Linked DNA regions of Homo sapiens: regions 2 and 3 are each linked to region 1. Evidence: chromatin contacts called from ENCODE Hi-C or POLR2A ChIA-PET data. All regions are on one chromosome and are shown on one strand. Each heading gives the region's core, a stretch centred on a gene start or an enhancer-like site at or near the end of the contact. The rest is flanking DNA. Distances are from core to core; before and after follow the strand shown.

The links. Hi-C counts contacts between places; a loop is a spot of excess contacts on that map. ChIA-PET counts read pairs that join two places held with the same protein, here RNA polymerase II (POLR2A). Pooled maps may share reads with other maps.
Region 2: a loop to region 1 is called in a pooled map, with 2.1 times the contacts of the local background. The contact joins the promoter of UMODL1-AS1 here to the promoter of ABCG1 in region 1. A Hi-C loop is called at or near these places in 1 of 168 maps with a recorded cell type or tissue (gastrocnemius medialis) and 2 of 50 pooled maps.
Region 3: a loop to region 1 is called in a pooled map, with 2.3 times the contacts of the local background. The contact joins the enhancer-like site here to the promoter of ABCG1 in region 1. A Hi-C loop is called at or near these places in 6 of 50 pooled maps. POLR2A ChIA-PET finds 5 or more read pairs at or near these places in 3 of 52 experiments (WTC11 and activated naive CD8-positive, alpha-beta T cell).

What each region holds. Positions count from the first base shown.
Region 1 is chr21:42,216,738-42,221,037 of GRCh38, forward strand. ABCG1 (ATP binding cassette subfamily G member 1) reads left to right here and starts at 2,403. Exons shown (of 15, transcript NM_016818.3): 1 at 2,403-2,567. The coding sequence starts at 2,526. It overlaps LOC105372814 (a long non-coding RNA gene), which reads right to left and starts at 3,533. Exons shown (of 3, transcript XR_937748.4): 1 at 3,413-3,533. RefSeq lists a silencer at 2,112-2,381 and an enhancer at 3,312-3,843.
Region 2 is chr21:42,106,309-42,110,977 of GRCh38, forward strand. UMODL1-AS1 (UMODL1 antisense RNA 1) reads right to left here and starts at 2,226. Exons shown (of 2, transcript NR_027243.1): 1 at 1,988-2,226. UMODL1 (uromodulin like 1) reads left to right here. Exons shown (of 23, transcript NM_001004416.3): 10 at 3,254-3,391; 11 at 4,572-4,669. RefSeq lists an enhancer at 1,375-1,494 and a silencer at 1,471-1,765.
Region 3 is chr21:42,336,440-42,340,702 of GRCh38, forward strand. No RefSeq gene overlaps it. Among named protein-coding and RNA genes, the nearest start is that of TFF2, 12 kb to the right of the region's middle. RefSeq lists enhancers at 1,419-2,114, 2,620-2,749, 3,943-4,012. Within about 2 kb of position 2,128, at least 11 of the 41 ENCODE cell types and tissues checked have a DNase peak (open chromatin) inside an H3K27ac peak, as active enhancers do.

The sequences.
Region 1 (4,300 bases), core at 1,153-3,652:
CAGTTGGAGTTTCTGTCCTTTACAACCAAGAGCCTTGATAGGAATGGGGTCCTGTGCTACGCTACTGTTGGCTTCTTTCCCGATCGGGCGCTGGAGGGGAACACAGCAGTGACTACAGTGGGATGCTTACTCGGTGCTGGGCATGCTAGAAAGTGCTTGCCATGCCTTATTTCCCACGTGGTGGGGATTTTGACCCCACTGTACAGACAGATAAGTGAGGACCCTTTCACTTATCCTGCAACAGAAAATCCAGCAGCCAAAGCCAACAAGGGCCCAGCATAGCATCTTCCCTCTCTGACTTCATCCTCACGCTCCACACACCATCCCCCTGGCCATTCCCAGCAGCCCAGTAAGCACTGCCTCACACTTCCAGTTCCGGACCAGCCAGGATGGCCAGGCTGGATGGGGGCCATCCACCGGCTGAAGCCAATTGCCTATTCTCGAGCTGAAGGTGAATCAATCCCGCATAAATCTTCGGGCAGAGAACTGGGTGGGGGTAGAAGAGGGGGAATGTCTAGAAGGAAATTCTGGGCACATTCCTGGAAGTGAGGAGGATGGATATTGGACAGAAATTATGTCATTGCAGGCACCCTCACTTGCCCTGGCCACATGGACAGTTCCTCCCCGGCTGTGTTCCGTGCCTCCTCTCGTGCTCCAGGGCCTGTCTGTTCCTGGAGCGAGATGGGTCCCAGGGCTGGGCACCAGTCCCCATCTCCAGCCATCAGGCACTTTCCTCTCTGTGTTTTGGCGTAAACACTCCCTAGGTTTGTGGATCTGAATCCTCTTCCCAACACACTCAAGCTTTGCTGGCCTCCCTGCAGTGTATGTTTAAGGCACCACACAGCCTCCAAGGCCTGGCACCCGGGCAGTGGCACCTGGTAAACACAGCAGTCAGATTTCCTCATTTCAGCCAAGTGTAAAATCAAGGTAATGGATCTACTCTTTTTTTTTTTTTTTTTTTTTTTTTTTTTTGAGACGGAGTCTCACTCTGTCACCCCGGCTGGAGTGCAGTGGCTCAATCTCGGCTCACTGCAAGCTCCGCCTCCCAGGTTCATGCCATTCTCCTGCCTCAGCCTACATAGTAGCTGGGACTACAGGTGCCCGCCACCACACCTAGCTAATTTTTTGTATTTTTAGTAGAGACGGGGTTTCATCATGTTAGCCAGGATGGTCTCGATCTCCTGACCTCCCAAAGTGGTGGGATTACAGGTGTGAGCCACTGCGCCCGGCTGGATGACTCTTGAGACAACACCATTCAGACAAAGGCAAGGCCTCCCACTTAAACTCATAACCGTGTCTCCTTTCTCTCCTTCGATTTGAGCGGCTGAATTTGGTTACAGTCATCTGACCTGTGGGTGTGAAGTCCACCTGCCTGGCATAAAAAGCTGTGCCTCCTTTCTAGGTGAGGAGAAAGAGAGAGACCTGGCTCATCTGAGGTGTGGTTGGGAGGGGGGACCCAGGTGTGCTGGAAATGAAAAGAAATGCATTCCTGTTTTTCGTCCCAACATGCAAACAACTGAACAAAAGCATTAGGGCCTGAGACTGGGAGTAAAGAATTCCTTGTCACCATGGATACCAGGAAATGGCCCCACTTATATATAATAAGGGCTTTAGAGATGCTGGACCATCTGATATTCCAGCCTGGGGCCACATGGGAGTGTGCCCTGGTGTTATTCCTTATACAGTTCCATGAACATGGCTCTGGAAACACCTCTGTCTGCAGAAAATGAGGCTTTTCTTTTTTTGTTCGGGGGTGAACAGAGGGCAGAGGCCTGGGCATCTTCACTCAGCACCCCTTTGTAACCCAGCACTTAGCACCATGGCTGGCGCACAGCAATGTCACATGTGTGAGTGCACACGATGCCTCACTGCCAGGGGTCACCCCACACCGGTGCTGTTGGGGGCGTTGGAGTGGTTATCTCTTCTTTAGTCCTCAAGCTCCTACCTGGCAGAGAGCTGCCCAACACCGTCGGGGTGGGGTGGGCGGGAAGGGAAGAAGCAGCAGCAAGAAAGAAGCCCCCTGGCCCTCACTCTCCCTCCCTGGACGCCCCCTCTTCGACCCCATCACACAGCCGCTTGAGGCTTGGAGGCAGTGGATTTCCGAGCCTGGGAACCCCGGCGTCTGTCCGGTGTCCCCGCAGCCTCACCCGTGCTGGCCCAGCCCCCGCGAGTTCGGGACCCGGGGTTTCCGGGGTGGCAGGGGGTTCCCATGCCGCCTGCGAGGCCTCGGCTCGGGCCGCTCCCGGAACCTGCACTTCAGGGGTCCTGGTCCGCCGCCCCCAGCAGGAGCAAAACAAGAGCACGCGCACCTGCCGGCCCGCCCGCCCCCTTGGTGCCGGCCAATCGCGCGCTCGGGGCGGGGTCGGGCGCGCTGGAACCAGAGCCGGAGCCGGATCCCAGCCGGAGCCCAAGCGCAGCCCGCACCCCGCGCAGCGGCTGAGCCGGGAGCCAGCGCAGCCTCGGCCCCGCAGCTCAAGCCTCGTCCCCGCCGCCGCCGCCGCCGCCGCCGCCGCCGCCCCCGGGGCATGGCCTGTCTGATGGCCGCTTTCTCGGTCGGCACCGCCATGGTGAGTGAGCGCATCCTTCGTCCGCCGGGAACGGTTTTATTTTCAAGGAGAGCAGGAAACACACAAAGACTCGCAAGCTCGACCTGACACCCCTCCCAGGAGCGCGTCCTCTGGGCGCTGACCCAGGGCACCCTAGAGTGGCGCCCGGCTCCGATCGCTGCCCCTGCCCCTCCGCCAGGGCCACCTGGAGCCTCGGGATGCCCCTTGCACCGGCAGAGAGCACGGACTAGGTGGAGGGGCCGGGAGTGGGGCGGGGGCAGCGAGTTGCCCTACAAGTTGGACCGATGGCCTTGACCTGATGGCTTCTGGGCGGGGGGCGTGGGGAGCTGGGGACCCGGAGCGCACTGGGGACTGGGGAGGGGCCGCAGCTTGGGCCGGAGGGAAGAGGGGACTTGAAGAAGGGGAGCCCCGCGCGCGCGGCTGTGGGCTTGGGGACCGGGGACTTCTCGCGCCATCCCCAGGAACGCCAGGCAAGGTCTGGGGGAACAAAAGAGGAAGCTGCCCCCAGAGAGCCGGAGCCTGCGACTGCACTCCCGGGGACACCCTCTCCCGGACCCACTCGGGGAGGCGGCGGCGAAGGCCCGGGGAGACCCGCGAGGGGCAAGCCCGGATTCCTGCCGGCCGCCTTTCTGCGCGCGCCGGAGAGAGAGACGCGGTGGGGACAGGGATGCGCATTTCACTTCCCCGAGCTCCGGAGAGGGATGGCGGGGTGTCGGCGAGTTCACTGCTGGACACAGTTACTGTAAGTGCTGTTTCCAGGGGTGGTCAGGAATCTCCCTTTCTGGTTTTCTGGCATTAGGAACAAACAACAAACCAATCATCAGGCCCCCAGCCACCCACCTCACCTTATCCTAGCGCCCTTCATGTCTACGCCCAGCACACCAACATCGTAGAGGTAGCTAAAGTACAAATGGAAAGTCTTCCGTATTCCACGCCGTGTATCTGTGTAGTTACTACCCTGATATTACTTCCCCGAGGCTGTAAGCCCACAGTGCATGGCACGCTCCGGGGCTCACCCCGCCCCTCCCCTGTATTTCATTTTTAGCATCCTGTATTTGAAGTCAGCAGGGCTCAGCAGGATTTGACCGACAGTTACCTCTTGCCTTGAGCTCAAGAGAAAAAAAAAAAATAGCCAGGTTTCTGCGCATGCTCCGCTGTGACAACTGCATCCTATGATTCCAAACAGGTTACTGTAGAACATACGGAGCCTCGCCAGCTCATTATATAATGATTTTGTGTAAACGATAGAATGGGGCCGCAGACATGGCCAGGCGGTGGGTGGAGGAGGGGAGAGCCCGAGCGGGAGACCCGCAGGCTGACTCGCCTCTCTGGGCTGCCCTGCCTTCCCTGCGTGGCTTCTACGTAGAAGAGGCAGTGAACAAAACGGAAAAGCCGTTTCCCTCCCGGTGACACTTGCTTTTCTCTGGTTGAATCTTTGGGCAACACTTGGGAATTCTGCCTTTTGCACTTGTTCATCTATTAGGATTTCTAAATGAGGTTGACCATGGAAAATTAAGGAGGTTATTGATGTTAGTTGCAGGTAGAGAAAGTTATAGATCTTGTATTAGATGCTAGTTAACTCTTGAATTCCTTCTAGAGCTGCAAAGGTGGCTTGGTGTGGGTTTTCCTATAATGGACATGTGGAAAAATAATGAATCCGATGTTTTAAGGTACAGATTTTTAATACCAAGTTTTTAAAAAATGTTATATTATCATTTGATAATATGCCCCCG
Region 2 (4,669 bases), core at 976-3,475, 110 kb before region 1:
GACATTTGATATTACTCGGCAAAAAAAACAAGAAACGAAAACACAAAAAGAGCTCCTCTGAAGAAGAAAAGGTATTTGCGCTGTGGTCCACCTAGAAATAATGTTGTTGGCACAACTAGAGCATTCCTCAGTCATTCAGGAGCACTCCCTGCCGGTGCGTCCACATGTCCCAACCCCGATAGATGAGGCGCTGTTCGCCCGTGGAGGGGTCAGGTTGTCGTGACCTTATCTTTACCCTTAGGCCGTCCATCCCGGGGCCTGGGGTTTCCTGCGCCAGTCACGGTGGGCTGTGTAGGTGGCCATGTGTTCGGTCTTTCCCCAGGAGGTACGTACCATGTGCTGGGAGGCCTGGAGGCTGAGCCGCCCCCCGCGCCTATGAGTTGCACCCTCACAGCGGCGGCCAAACCTCCTGCTCACTTTGCCCCATAGGAAGAGGTTAGAGTGAGGCGGAACGGGTTGGAATCCCAGCTCTGACACTCACTCACTGTGGGATGCTGCACAAATGACTTCCTCTCCCTGGGCCTCAGTATACTCATCTGTGGAATGAGATTACAGCAACATCCCACCTCCTATGGCGATGGAGTAAATTAAGGCACAATGCCTGTGTGGGTTTAGCCCAGTGCCTGTGCATGGCGACAGTGCATTTCTGATGGCCCCTCCAGCGTTCAGGGCTAACTCTTCCAGGATTAACTTTCATATCTTGGATGAGAGCTCATCTAGGAAGGTCTCCTAGCAACCCCTGGGTTCCCACTGGTCCTTCCGCCTCACGGGGCTCCTTTTTGAACCCCTCACATCATTTCCATTCAATCTCTTGCTCCTAACAGCACGGCCCCTATTCCTTCTCTTTCCCAACATCTGCTCTCAGGAGAGATTCTCATACAGTGTGCATTTGTTCTAGAGTGAGGGTCATCACTGGGCTTCTATGAGGCACCGCTGTGAACCCTCTGCACCGACCTTAGCCAGAGGAGCAGGACTCCCACCGGCATCCTTCTGCGTAAGAGGCCTTGTGGGTCTTCTGGGGCTCTGGAATCAACGCCGCTTTTCCTGGGGCCAGAGTAGGTGGAGCTGAGCTCCCCAAAGCTTCCAGTTTGCTGCCTGCTCCCACCCGCCTCGCCACTGCGCGAGCCCTTTCCATCCCCTCTGCAGAGTGAGAGAAGGGCCGTGAGTGAGGATCCTGGCCTAGGGCTGTCACCATCCCCCTCACCTGCTGGCCAGGCTAACCTACTGCAGGCTGCTTCCTTTCCTTAGGTTCACGGGTACCGCTATTTGTCCAGCGTCCATTTGCGGTGGCATTAGGATGAGGTGCTCTGTGCCCTCTTTCTCCCAGTGTGAATCTGACACACGCCCCCAGGAGAGTCCGAGGGGCATCACTTCTGGAGGACGCCCTGGGCCCTGAAAGACAGCTCATGGTCCAACTGAGGAGCCTGCACCTTGCTGGGACAGGGTGGCCCAGGAGATCTGGGGTCTGTACCTGCTCCTGGACCCTCTCCAGCTTGTTGTTCTGGGTGGGGCCAGCTCAGGAGGGGCACCTGGGCTGGGAGTCTCTGAAGCAGCTGCCCCCATTGCTCCAGGAGAGGGCTCAGCCCTTGTCCCAGCTGCGGGGCCAGTGGGAGCAGTGTGCAGCGTCCTGCCCTGGGCTCTCGCTGGCTCTGCGCCCTCGCCTGGCCAGCCCGGGAGGGTGCAGAGGCTCACTGGCAGCTCTTCCTGCTCCCACACCTGCCTCTTCCTCTGAACTGGAGGGCCGGCAAGCCTCAAGGCTTAATGCAAGACTAAATACAGCTGTCAGCGCCTTCCTCTGAGCTCGCTTGGGAGCTGTCTGGGGGGACGGAGGAGTGAAGATTAGGTGAATCACCACGCCCCAAAATAGACATCAGGTGCTTGGTGGTTTGAGCCAGCGTCTTGCCTGGTGCCTCTGCTGTCCTCCGTGGACTGCAGCCCAGCCAGCCTAGGCTCCAACCCCAACCCGGAGCACCCCCAGGAGAGTTACCTGTAGGCTGGAGGTTGAGTAGCACCCCAGGAAGAGGTGTGGGTTGGCACCAGCAGTGTTCTGATGGCAAGGCAGCCCCCAGGCCATGCTAGGGTGGTGGCATAGCTGTTGTGGCAGCTGACGAGCTTGCTGTTCTCCAGGGAAGCTGCTTCTGTGGAGACCGCAGGAAGCACAACAGAAAAAAACCCACAAAACGAGCCTCAGAGCACTCAGCAGCAGGGTTTTCTTTGCCCAGAACTGAACTGGTCCTGCATCGTGGCTTAAATTCCACCTGAATTGGAACTTCTCTGGCATGCCGGGTGTGGGTTCGTTCCCGAGCACCTCCACCCGCAGCTCTACAGAAGCACGCGCAGAAGGCACTGTCACCTCCAGCAGGGCCTGGCCCTGACGACCTCGGCTCAGCCACCCCATGGGAGCTACATTGTCCTTGTCCTCACCTTCATTCCCCTCAGGCGGGCCCCCCGGTGACATGACATCACAAGTCTTTGGGCACAGGAGGAGGGACATACCTGTGGAGACACCCGGGTGCTCTAGAATATGGCGCGGGAAGTTCATGTTGTACTCCGCTGGACCCCACCCCCGGCGTGGGAAGTTCATGTTGTACTCAGGCTGACCCCCACCCCCCCCACGAGAGAAGTCCATGTTATACTCAGGCTGACCCCCACTCCTGGCATGTAAAGCTGGTGTTATGCTCAGCTGGACCCCCACCCCCGGTGTGGAAAGCTCATGTTATACTCCACTGGCCCCCACCCCCGGCGTGGAAAGCTGGTGTTATACTCCGCTGGACCCCCACCCCCGGCGTGGAAAGCTGGTGTTATACTCCGCTGGACCCCCACCCCCCATGCGGAAAGTTCACGTTATACTCAGCTGTGTCCCCACCCCTGGCTCAGTTACTTTCCTATTTCTTGGTTGAGACACTAAGTATTGGAGAATGTTGGCACATCAAAGAGAGAGGAGAAAACATTTCAAGTTTTGGGTGTGGAAACAGAATAAAGAAGAGAGGGCTACATGCACACCCATGGGTGCTAATATTTAAGGAATGAACATTTCCTAATCTTTGCCCCCAAATAAGCCAACCAATGTGAAGGTGGGCACAGGCAGGCCGTAAGGTTGTCATGAGAGTGTTGGACGGATGCCCCAAAATGCCCCTGCTCCCGGCCGTTCACTGCAAAGACGGCTAGGAAGGACTCCTTCCAGCATGGGTCTGTCTTCTGATCACTCTTTGGCTGTTTTCTCATGGGTTTTGATTGTGTCTCCCCCTGGCAGACTGGGACGAGTGTGTGGACAGCGCGGAACACGACTGCTCACCGGCTGCCTGGTGCATCAACCTGGAGGGCTCCTACACCTGCCAGTGCCGTACCACCAGGGACGCCACCCCCTCCCGCGCAGGCCGGGCCTGTGAGGGTACGTGTCGACCCCCCTGCCGACTCTGGGAAGACCCCCTGCCCGAGAATCTGGGGGTGGGGCAAAGCCCAATTCTCCATAGGCACAGGGCTGAGGACCTATGGTAATGTTAGGGGCCTACAGAAATGTTTTCATTTCAATTTATTTTAAAATCAGAAGAAAGAAATTAATAGAAGGATAGTAAATATACATAAAACAATGAATCTAGCTTGGATTACACTCATCTCTATCTAAATGCCATTATAAAATGTAATTTTTGATAGATTGTTAAGTGGAGGGGTGCAGGGGTCCATGAAGGCCAAGTTCCTTGGGCCCACAGAAGTCAGGATGCAGCCCGGGGTCGAGGGATTCCTTCCCCAGTGGCCTGGAGCCCGAGAGGGTGTGGCCTGGAGCCCGAGACAGTGTGGAAGCCCAGAGAAGCTGCAGAGAGGCCCGATGGGGGCCGCTGAGCTCTAGTCCTGCTGTATCGGCCCCCAGTCTTTTCTGTGGACCAGTTCTGATGAGTGGGTCGGGGATACCTGGGATGCTGAATTGAGCAGCAGGAGGAGGCCACGTAGGGACCTAAAATGCAGTGACTGATTAGCAATGTCGGCCCGGACACAGGCGTGGCAGAGGCGCCCAGCCACTGGCTTGCCAGCCCCTGCTGAGGGCTTTCTAGCTGGAAGGAGCAGCCGAGACCAGTTCCCTGGGGAGAATATTCCTTAGACACTGCGTGTGCTGTCCTGCTTCCTAACATCCCACACCTTGTCTTCTGTTTTTCTCATTCGCCTAATGTCCTGCAAGTCGATGACAGCATCCAGCACCAAGTCCCACATTGAGCACAAATCTGGGGGAAATTGTCCCATTTTCCCAGAGTCCTGATGGATTAATCTGAGGCCTATGAGAACCAAGCCCTGCATTCAAGCCCGGGTTTTGTAGCCCCCCGGGTGGATCCCTCACCCTCAACTTCAGTTTCCTCATTTATCCAGTGGAGAGGCGTGATTTGCCTTCAGAGAGCCCCGGGGAGGCTGCAAACATGGGCCCAGGAAACACTCCTGAACGCTGGCGCCCGCCTGCGTCCCTGGCCAGGTCCACTCCGGGATGCAGAGCAGTCCTGCTGGACGGCCATGCTGCCCTCCTGGGAGGGCTCTTACTCGTGGGTGGGATCCAGCAGGCTCTGACAGTGGATGTGTCTTGGCAGGTGACCTGGTGAGCCCCATGGGCGGTGGACTGTCTGCGGCAACAGGGGTAACGGTCCCAGGTCTTGGCACGGGAACAGCAGCCCTCGGCCTAGAGAAC
Region 3 (4,263 bases), core at 878-3,377, 120 kb after region 1:
CTTGAAGGGCTGGTTCTTTCGGGATTCCCAGAAAAAAAAGCCGTAAGAATCTCCATGTCCAGATAATCTCACAGGGAAATTCTAGCCAAGCTTCAAGTACCTAACAGTCCCAATGCTGCAAAAATTGTTTCAGACACTTAAAAACAAAGGAAAATGCACAAATTTATACAAAAATGTGAACTGAAAATGTGTCATAGACAAAAGTATAAGCACCAAAGTTATAAAACTCCTAGAAGAGAATATAATAGAACACGTCCGTGGCCTTGAATTAGGCAGAGATTTCTAGGTAGGAAACATAAAGTTTGAATCATAAAAGAAAAATGAGAAAAACTAGATTTCATCAAAATTAAAGATATTTTCTCTTTGAAAAATATTCTTAAGGAAATGAACGAAAAGGTAAGTCACAGACTAGGAGAAAATATTTGCACAAAATATATCTAGTAAAGGACTTGTATGCAGAATATATAAAGAATTTTACAACTCATTACAAAGAAGAAAAAGACACCTGAGTTAAAAAGTGTTGAAGATTTAGACAGATACTTTACCTGAGAAGATGTGTGAAAAATAAGCTCATGAAAAGATGTTCAACATCCTTAGTTACTAGTGAAATGTAAATTAAAATGAAAACAGGATATCACATTCCACACACCACAATGGCTAAAATGTAAAAGACTAGTAAACCAAGGATGTAGTAAGCATTTGCAAATCTCCTCCATTGTGGCTGGGGAGACAAAATGGCTCAATCCTTGGAAAACAATTTTTTCAGATTCTTATGAAGTTAAACATAACACCGTACTATCCAGAAATCCACTCATAGCTACACTTCCAAGAAAAAAGGCATTTCCTCAAGCATTTACCCAAATCCCTTCACATACATGTGCATAATTGTTCATAGTAACTTTACCCATAATAGTAAAAAGCTGGGAATAATCCAGATGTCATCACCTGGTAAATAGGTAAGCATATTGCAGTGTATCCTGCTGTGGAATACTACTCAGCAATGAAAAGGAACGAACCACCCTTCTGTGCAACAACCTGGAAGAATCTCAAAGAAAGCTGTGTGCTGTGTGAAAGAAAACAGACTTCAAAGACTGTGCACTGTCTGCACTGTGTGATTAAACTTACTTGAAATTCTAGAAGAAATGAAACTAAAGCAAAAAAACACAGATTCTTGGTTTTCTGGCGCTAGGGAGAGGCTATTGACAGCAAAGGGCACGACGGGATTTTCTTGGAGGGAATGAATGTTCTACATCTTGATTGTGGTAGTGTTTACACAGTTGTATACATTTGTCAAAACTCAATGAACTGATTCATTTAAAATGGGTGAGTTTTATTGTATGTGAATTATACCTCCGAGAAACTAATTTTTAAAAAAATCTCAAGGCATGAGCATTGCCATCATCAGCGTTACTAATGTGAACACAGTGAACTGATGAAATGACGGGGCAATTTGCAACGTGTGATAGGCACTGAGATCTCTCTCTGGACATCAGGAAGCTGCGTGTTGTCAGATGCCGAAGCCGAACCCACTTGCCCATTGGGCTGCAGGAAGGCTGAGAGTCTGTCCCCAGCATGGATAGCAGAGGGCGCTGTGGAGCATCATTAGCCTGTAGGGTTCTTTAGGGGAAAACACCTTAATGAGCCCTGTGCGCTCGGAAGGTTGAATAGAGGGCCCTTCCTTCCTCTAAGCCACATTTCTGGTTGCGCCACATTAAGTCAAACAATTATTAAGTGCTGAGCAGTCTTTGGATCACAGAAAACAAACACAGAGGCTGCAGCCACTGGGCCCTGTGGAAAACTGGCGGCCGTCCTGCGATGGTGTCAGCTCATCCGTGTCCGCGCTGCTGGAGGCCTGGCAGGAGCTGAGATCAGAGCCCTTCAGCGGGAGTGGGGCTACTCCTCCCTCCCCTGGTTTCCCTGGAAGCTGAGAAAGTTCCCAGGAAAGTGCTGAAAACCTCCCACCACTCTTTACACAGACCTGAGAGGGGGCTGAGGTGGGGGAAGCTCTGTTGCAGAGATGGGCTGACTCGGGGAATAGGCCGGTGGGGCGGGACAGATGCTGGAGGGACAGATGGGGCGTCAGAGGAGACAGAGGCTGTCAGGGAGCTGTGGTCCTGCACATGGGAACCAGTCCTTGCCCAGCCTGTCTGGAGGCCCCTGGGCTGCTGCTAGTTACTGAGAGGGCGCAGTGGCCAGGCTGCACCTCCCTGTGGCCTGGTCCCTCCACTAGCTGGAGGAAGGTGGGGCTGCTCCCTCCCAGCCAGTGCCGAGTGGCTGCAGACCCAGAAGACACACGCTGTATATATTCCTGCATGCATGGCCCTGAAATGGTGGCCTCATGGGTTGCAGTGTCCACGCTGCTTCCACAAGGAAGAAACGGCTGCTTGCTCCACGCCTGGGGGCCCCAAGGCTCAGGCATCCTTGCCGTGGCCCACCCAGCAAAGTGCAGCAAGAGGGAAGGCAACACGCCTGCCTATTTCACTGGCAAGGGCAGGCCCCCAGGGGTTTCTGGGAGAGGTACAATAGCAGAGTTCCAGCTTGGGGTGGGGATAGCTATGTGTCAGGACCACAGCATTAGCCAGGGCCACAGGCAGGTGAGGCAGAGGTAGGCAACCATGGAAGAGCCCCTGGGAGAGGAACCCCGATGTGCTTATGGAGGGGCTTGGTAGGCATTGGCCCTCCTGTGTGAGCAGGTGGAATGCTGAGGGTCTGATGGCCGGGTGCCCGCCACTGGGACAGTCACTGTGAGACAACCAGGACCACGTGTGTCTTCCCGGAAGAATGGGCCTAGGATATGAGGATGTGCATGTATGAACAATCATAGCAAGAACAGCTCTAAGCACATCCTAATTCAACTCATGAAGCCTCACCACAAACCCAGAAGGGAAGATGTTATGAATATCTGTACTTAGCATATGAGTAAAACTAGGGTCAAAAAGTCTACGTAACTTGTCCAAGGTCACACAGTGACCCTGAGAGAGAAATCGCTGTAGAGCCGAAGTGCGATAGATATTTTTGAGATCTGATTCACACACCCTCATTGCAGCCCCCTGACTCCAGTTAACTGCCCAGCATCCCATGGTGGGGGTCAGATTGGGCTTCTAAGGCAGGGTGGGTTGAGGGGGACATCACACTGGGGCTGGCCCCTGAAGCAATAGCTAGAGATATTCATGCGTGTACCACAACTCCAAACTATAGATAATGAATATAAAATGCATGTAATGAATATGCAGTCTATTCCCATTACATATTCTCTATTTGCAAATTCGCCTACTCACTAAAATTTATTGGTGACCCTAAATCAATACTTGGGGTGCTTTCAAGGTCGTTTGCAGAAACGTACAAAGTGGTGACAAATTTGAGTCACAGACATGCATATTCCCAACTGAAGTCACACAAGGCCTTTTTTATTTTTGAGATGGAGTCTTGCTCTTTTCGCCCAGGCTGGAGCGCAAATGTGCGCTCGCAGCTCACCACAACCTCTACCTCCACCACCCAGGTTCAAGCAATTCTCCTGGCTTGGCCTCCAGAGTAGCTGGGATTACAGGTGCCTGCCACCACACCTGGCTAACTTTTGTATTTTTAGTAAAGACAGGGTTTCATCGTGTTAGCCAGGATGGTCTCGATCTCCTGGCCTTGTGATCCGCCCGCCCCAGCCTCCCAAAGTGCTGGGATTACTGGCATGAGCCACCATGCCCAGCCACACAAGGCCTTCTTGCCTCAACCCATACTGTGAACTAATGTCCTTTTCTTGGTCTATGTAGTGCCACGTTTTTATGCCTGTTGTTGGTGATTTCCCATTTAAGATGCCCCCATGTGCCATAGTGAGGAGCTGTCTGGTGTCCTGGGTGTGAGGTGATATGCCTCTGGGGAAAACACCAGGGGCAGGGCAGCCTCACTGGGGCTGGGAGACAGGGTGCCGGCCTGGAGTTCAGCATTAATGTAACCACCGTGTGCACTCCACAAGGTGTCTACAGGAAACACCCTCGAGCCTGGCTACATATGGCTGGTTAATGAAATGCTCCCAGAAGCTTGCAGAAACCTGACCCTGTACTTCCCCAGGAGCGAGGGTTCCAGATTCACTAAGTCAGGGCTGGCAGCGACTTCATAGAGCTTAACTACATGAATGCCAGAACGTACTGTATAGATACCCACTATAAATCAGCACTAAAGTGCCTGTGCACATACAGCTGTGCAGCACTTAACGACAGGGAAATGTTGTGAGAAACGCGTCATGAGGGGTTTTGTCGTTGTGTGAACACC